2 separate regions of the Homo sapiens genome follow, and region 2 is linked to region 1. A link is a loop called in an ENCODE intact Hi-C map of the cell type or tissue named here. Cell type or tissue: chondrocyte. All regions are shown on one strand. Each heading gives the region's core, and the rest is flanking DNA. Links, peaks and the distances in the headings are about the cores only.

What was found. Peaks named below come from ENCODE experiments on the same cell type or tissue, not always from the same donor. Only the 100,000 strongest peaks of a DNase experiment are listed, where the experiment ranks them.
Region 2: it touches region 1 in a loop (3-fold over the local background); 47 of 110 quality-filtered maps call a loop at or near these places.

Annotation. Positions count from the first base shown.
Region 1 is chr9:136,943,023-136,945,852 of GRCh38, reverse strand. FBXW5 (F-box and WD repeat domain containing 5) reads left to right here and starts at 1,115. Exons shown (of 9, transcript NM_018998.4): 1 at 1,115-1,259; 2 at 1,747-1,962; 3 at 2,347-2,504. The coding sequence starts at 1,770. C8G (complement C8 gamma chain) reads right to left here and starts at 610. Exons shown (of 7, transcript NM_000606.3): 1 at 395-610; 2 at 83-219. The coding sequence starts at 532. RefSeq lists silencers at 1,072-1,651, 2,032-2,101 and an enhancer at 1,937-2,702. In chondrocyte, for the core only: CTCF peaks have their summits at 750, 977 (motif pointing left) and 1,802; DNase peaks (open chromatin) are centred at 1,122, 1,512, 1,662 and 2,322.
Region 2 is chr9:136,884,860-136,887,746 of GRCh38, reverse strand. It overlaps TRAF2 (TNF receptor associated factor 2), which reads right to left and starts at 1,231. Exons shown (of 11, transcript NM_021138.4): 1 at 1,206-1,231. It overlaps MIR4479 (microRNA 4479), which reads right to left and starts at 1,014; the gene lies at 944-1,014. It overlaps LOC105376326 (a long non-coding RNA gene), which reads left to right and starts at 1,493. Exons shown (of 3, transcript XR_930448.2): 1 at 1,493-1,649; 2 at 2,397-2,454; 3 at 2,613-2,887. RefSeq lists enhancers at 1-534, 535-1,270 and silencers at 647-1,456, 1,677-1,806. In chondrocyte, for the core only: CTCF peaks have their summits at 496 and 1,649; a DNase peak (open chromatin) is centred at 1,366.

The DNA.
Region 1 (2,830 bases), core at 1-2,500:
GGGTCAGGGGCCAGAGCAGGGCTGAAGTCCGGGGGCTGAGAGGAGGGTTGGGGTTAGGGTGCAGGGCTGCTCTGGGACTCACAGCTTTCGGAAGGTACTGACAGCCATGGCTGTGCCCTGGGGAGCCACATGCAGTGTGGTGGCCTCGGCCCGGTGGCCCTGCTCCTGCAGGAAACGGCAAGCGGAGCCCACAGCCACAAGGAGCCAGGTCCCTGCAAACTGGGGGCAGACCATGGGAGAACTCGAGGGCACTGTGGGAGGGCCCCTCACCTGCTTCCCTCTACACCCCCCACAACTTCACCTGCTTCCCTCTCCCCCGCAACAACTTCTACCTGTCTCCCTCTACCCCTCCCACAACTTCTACCTGCCTCCCTCTACCCCCCCCAACTTCTACCTGCTGAGCATCAAAATTGGCCTTGGGCTGGATGGTGCTGATGGGGGATGCGGGCCGGCGTGGCCTCTGAGGCTTCTGGCCCAGCGAGCCAGCTGCCAGGAGCAGAGTCAAGAGGGTCGCAGTCCCAGGGGGCAGCATGGTGGCGGCAGCAGGGTGGCAGGACTGTGGGAGGCCAAGGGTAGCACCACCAAGTCCCAGGACAGAGTCTACTCTGCTGTCACAGAGCCCAGCCCAGGAAGTCCATGTCCATCCGTTGCCTCCCCACCCCCCACCTCCAGCCTCCTCGTGAGCCTAGCTTCGATCTGCACTTCCTGGCAGGGCCCTGGCACCATGTCCTATGTACAAAGTCCGAGTTGACCTCTGGCTGTTTATCCATTTCTCCTGCACCCCTGATTTCCACCGACAGTCCTTAGCCCTTTACACGTTATCTTCCTTAAACCATCACCCAGTGGTCTTATCTCCATGGCCAACGTCACGGGGTTCATGAAGCCACTTGCTCAGGGCCCGGCAACAGGGAGCGCCGGAGGCGGGTCCCGAACCAGCGTTCGTTGAGCCTCGCCTGCAACCCCGCCCACGACCGCCGCCCGCTGGCCACAAGGGGCGCTGTTCCCAATGCGCCCGAGTGCGCGCAGGCGCACAAAGAAAAGCCGGCCAGGCCGCCGGAGCCCAAGGCGCAGGCGCACGAGGGGCGGATGCGGGCTACCCGCGCGCTCTGCCTTCCTCGGCCATCGATGCCTCGGGGCTCGTGGCGTCGGGCCTGGCGGGCTCCCCGTTGGGCGGGGGCGGCGGTCCGAGCGGCTGCGGCAGCGGAAGCGGGTCCGGGTCGCGCAGGGCGGGGGCGGCGCAGCGGGCGGAGGCGGCCGTGGTGAGTGCGCCTGCGGCCCTCGGGGGTCCCGCCTTGTCGTCCCCGCCCGCCTTGGGCGAGTGCAGGAGCCCCGAGGCCGCCCGTGCGCTCGTCCCCGCCGTCCGCCCCGAGCCCGCCGGGCAGAGCTGCTCCAGGGCCGCAGGGCGGAGGCCACTGCCTGGCCGCCCCGAGCTTCCTCTCGGCGGAAGCCCGTCCCCGGACGGCGCCTGGTGTCCCCGTGCCTCGCGTGCGGCGGTCCGGGCCCTGGCGGGCTGAGGGGCGCCCGCTGCCGGCCGCAGGAGGCCGGGGGATGACGCGGCGGAGAGGGGCCGGCCCGGCCCGCCCGGAGCTGCCGGGTCCTTGGTTGGGCGGCGGTACCCGGGCGTCCCCTGCAGACACGCAGCCCCGTGGAACTCCCGGCGGGACGGTTGGGGCTGGAGGAACAGGACGCCCGCTCTCGGCCTCCCTTCCCGGGCCTGGGCTGAGGGCAGCCGTTGGTGGGTTTCAGGGCCGCCTGGGCAGAATGTCACGATGGACGAGGGCGGCACGCCCCTGCTCCCCGACAGCCTGGTCTACCAGATCTTCCTGAGCCTGGGCCCGGCCGACGTGCTGGCCGCCGGGCTGGTGTGCCGCCAATGGCAGGCCGTGTCGCGGGACGAGTTCCTGTGGAGGGAGCAGTTCTACCGCTACTACCAGGTGGCCCGCGACGTGCCCCGACACCCAGGTCAGTGGCGTGTGGGGCCCCTACCCACGTTCTGCAGCCAGGGCCCCGGGCCCCTGCGCTTGGGGGTCAGCCTGGCTGGGGGCCCGCCCCGCGGCCCCGCGTGTCCATGCTCACCCCCCCACACCCTGATAGAGGCCTGTCAGGACACAGCGCAGGCGCCCCTCAGAGCTTGGAGGCCAGAGGGTTCATTGGGTCACTTGGGGGGTGGGGGGTACAGGGGTCTCTGTGAGCTACAGGGTTGAATCCCCCAGCCGAGGCCTATGCCATGACTAGTGGGTTCCAGGGGCACCACGGGGCCTGCCAGGACTGCTGGGGCCACACTCGGCTCATGGCCGTGACTGCGAGGAAGGCCCGGGCCCAGGACTGACAACTGCCCACCCGCAGCGGCCATGTCCTGGTACGAGGAGTTCCAGCGGCTGTATGACACGGTGCCCTGCGTGGAGGTGCAGACGCTGCGGGAACACACAGACCAGGTCCTGCACCTCAGCTTCTCCCATTCCGGGTACCAGTTCGCGTCCTGCTCCAAGGACTGCACTGTGAAGGTGAGGACGGCCAGGTGTCCTGCACACCCCACCCAGCTCTGCCGCAGCACGGAGGTCCCAGGACCCAGGCGTTCCAACCAGGTGGTGGTGGGGGGGGGGGTGGGTCAGGCCAGAGGTGACAGCAGCCTCCCTGCATCCAGCGGAGGGACCACAGAGGATCAGGAGCGGTGCAGGGTGGCCCTGAGTGCTGAGGAGAGGGTCCCACACACAGCCGCCTGCTTCAGGGGCAGGCTCCTCCGCTCTATACCAATGCCCCCCGAGTGGATGACAGTGGCTGGAAGGGGTCCCTGCTCCCTGGTGGCCTCTGAGTAGGGCTGGCAGAGCTG
Region 2 (2,887 bases), core at 203-2,702, 58 kb after region 1:
AGGAGATCTTGAACCTTACAAGTGTCCACCCATTAATACATTCAGTTCCTCTTATTAAAAACTAGGGCTATTAACAGGGAGAGAGACTGAGTTACAGGGCAGTAATTCCGTCCCTTCAAAATCATGTGGCCACAGAGCAGGGTCCGTTCTCAGTCCTAGTTTCCCTTGACTTGACCCAGACCAGACTCCCTCCTCCTCCGAGCCCCGTCTTCACCGGCTGCCAGACACCCCACCCCCTGTCGGCCCTACACCGAGTGGAGGCTTGGTGCTCTTCTGCACTGACCCTCAGCCCTCGGGGCCTCAAAATGACAACTCCAAAATACCCAGCTCTGGCCCTGACCGTTCCCCTGACCCCAGGCTGCCCATCTGGCCGCCTCCCGAGAGGCCATGGGCGCTGTGACTCCTTCATCTTGGCCTAGGAAGCACCAGCCTTCAGCTGCTCACGCCAGATTCTTGCAGACATTGCAACTCCTCTTTTTCTCGGCTCTACCTTCCACAAACATCCCCTGCTACTGCCAGGACCAGGCCCCGGCCCCGATCCCGGCCCGGTCCACCGCAGCCCATCCCCGCACTGGCTCCTTGCTGCCCCCGACCCTCCCAGCAGCCAGAGGGACTTTTCACCCAGGCTCAGCCTGGGTCTCCCCAGCCACTGGGCAGGAAGGCAGCAGAGTCGGCTCCGCCCCCAGCCTCACTGGTCTTCCCCGACCCCTGGCTGGGGGGCGCTGGCAAACTCAGGGGTCGGAGGCGCCCCTGACCCTCCCGAGCACGCAGCCGGCTGAGGGTGCGGGGCTTCGGGGACACGAGGGGCCCACAGCTGAGCGTGGAGGGGCGACAGGGTGCGGGGGAGCGACGGACCCGGGACGGGGCAGGGCCGGGTGGGCCGCCCACGGGCCTCAGGCGGTACTGGGAGCCGCGACCCCGCGCAAAACCCCGGACCGTGCCCTGGCGCTGCTCCGAGCACGGCCGCGCGCGTTCCCGAACTTTCCCGCGCCAGCCACGCTCGGACTTGGTTTCCGGCCCAGCGGCTCAGAGAAATCCCCTCGGGCTGGCCCCGCCCCCGCCCCGCGGCCTCTCCCGCCCCCGCTCCCGCTCCGGCCCGGAGTCTCCCTGAGAGGTGCCCGCGCCTGCGCCCGACCCCGCGCCCGACCCCGCACCCGACCCCGCGCCCGCGCCCGACCCCGCACCCGACCCCGCGCTCGCCTCACCCAACGGTCGCAGCGCGCCCGGAACTAAGGGCCCGCCCAGCTACCGCCCCCAACGCCGCCGCCGCCGCCGCCGCTCCGCCGCGTGCGCCTGACGGACGGACATGGGAGCCAACCAGCCAGCCCTCAGGAAGCTGTAGCGAGAGCCATTGGCCAGATACGCCCCGCTCCGAGCGCGCCTGACGGACTGACGCCGGAGCCAACCAGCGAGCCCGCAGGAGCCGCAGCGTGCGCCGATTGGTCGGCGCTGAGACGGCGTGGGTACCTAAGTCGCCCTCTGCTTTTTCCTCAAAGAGCGCGCCGGGGCGTTGGTGCGGGGAGCTGGTGAGGTGCTGCGCTGTGGGGTCCGCGCTAATTGGGTCCCTTCCCCAGGTGCGGCGAGACAGCGAGGCCCTTGCTTCCCCTCCCGTGGCCCCGGGGCGGAGACCCCTGCCGCACACCCGAGAGGTGAGCCGGGAGCCCAAGCCGGGCGACACCGGTTCCCACGAGGCGCGCGTCGCGCGCGGGACGCGGGGCCCTGGCGGGGCGGCCGCACCTACCCGACACCTGCGGGTCCCTCCGCCTCCCCCGGTGCCGGGCGCAGAGCGGCGCCTCAATTTGGGTAACATTTATGAGAAACAGGACTAAAAGAATACTGCACACTTAAGTAAGGTATTAAGGCTATGGGGTCTCCTTTTGGGGTGAGGTAATGCTCTGCAACCGGACAGTGGTGACGGCCGCCCGACATGGCCGGTGTGCTAATCTACTGGGTTGTGCACTTTATTTATTTTTTTTTTTGAGACGGAGGCTCACTCTGTCGCCCAGGCTGGAGTTCAGTGGCGCGATCTCGACTCACTGCAACCTCCGCCTCCCGGGTTCAAGCGATTCTCCTGCCTCAGCCTCCCGAGTAGCTGGGACTACAGGCGCCCGCCATCACGCCCGGCTAATGTTTGTATTTTTGATAGAGACGAGGTTTCACCATGTTGGCCAGGCTGGTCTTGAACTCCCGACCTCAAGTGAAAACACAACCTATGGCCTCCAGACACTCAAATGAAAACAGTGGCCTTGGCGGCCAAAACAGGGGCTGCCCTAGGAGTCCTGTGGGCTGCATGGGGGAGGCGGCACTGTCATCTGCCCAGGAGAACGGGAGCTGCAGCAGGTTCTCTCTGGCGGTGCACGGGCTAGCACTGGACACACCACCCCCTCTCCATCCAGCCTTTGGTGAAATGGAGACCTTTCACCCCGCTTTGCAGAGAAGGAAACGTTCACGGAGGTAAGTCTCCTCCAAGCATTCAGACCCTGAGACCACGGGACTCCTCAAGGATGGAATACACTGCAAAACAGGGCAGGCTTTGAAGTTGCATAATTTACACAGGCCACGCTGTCCCCAGGCGCCAATGCCACATTTCATATATGTTACTTGGTTTGCAGTTGGAATTCCCCTCCGCCCCAAACCCACATTCCTGGGACAGCAAGGCCTTGAGATGGAACTCAGGAAGCCATCGGATTCCATCAACGTCATCACCCCTGAGTTTGCTGCAAGCAGCCATGGAAACGTCCCAAGTCCGCACCTGCAGGCTCAGTGAGGTTGCTCAAGCCCAGGAACTAACTGAGCTCTCAAACGTAAGAAGGCGTCTCCTCCTGGCTGCACCTGGGAGGCTCAAAGCTGTCCTGAGTCTGCAGCAGCCAGCTCGGGATGAGAAAGG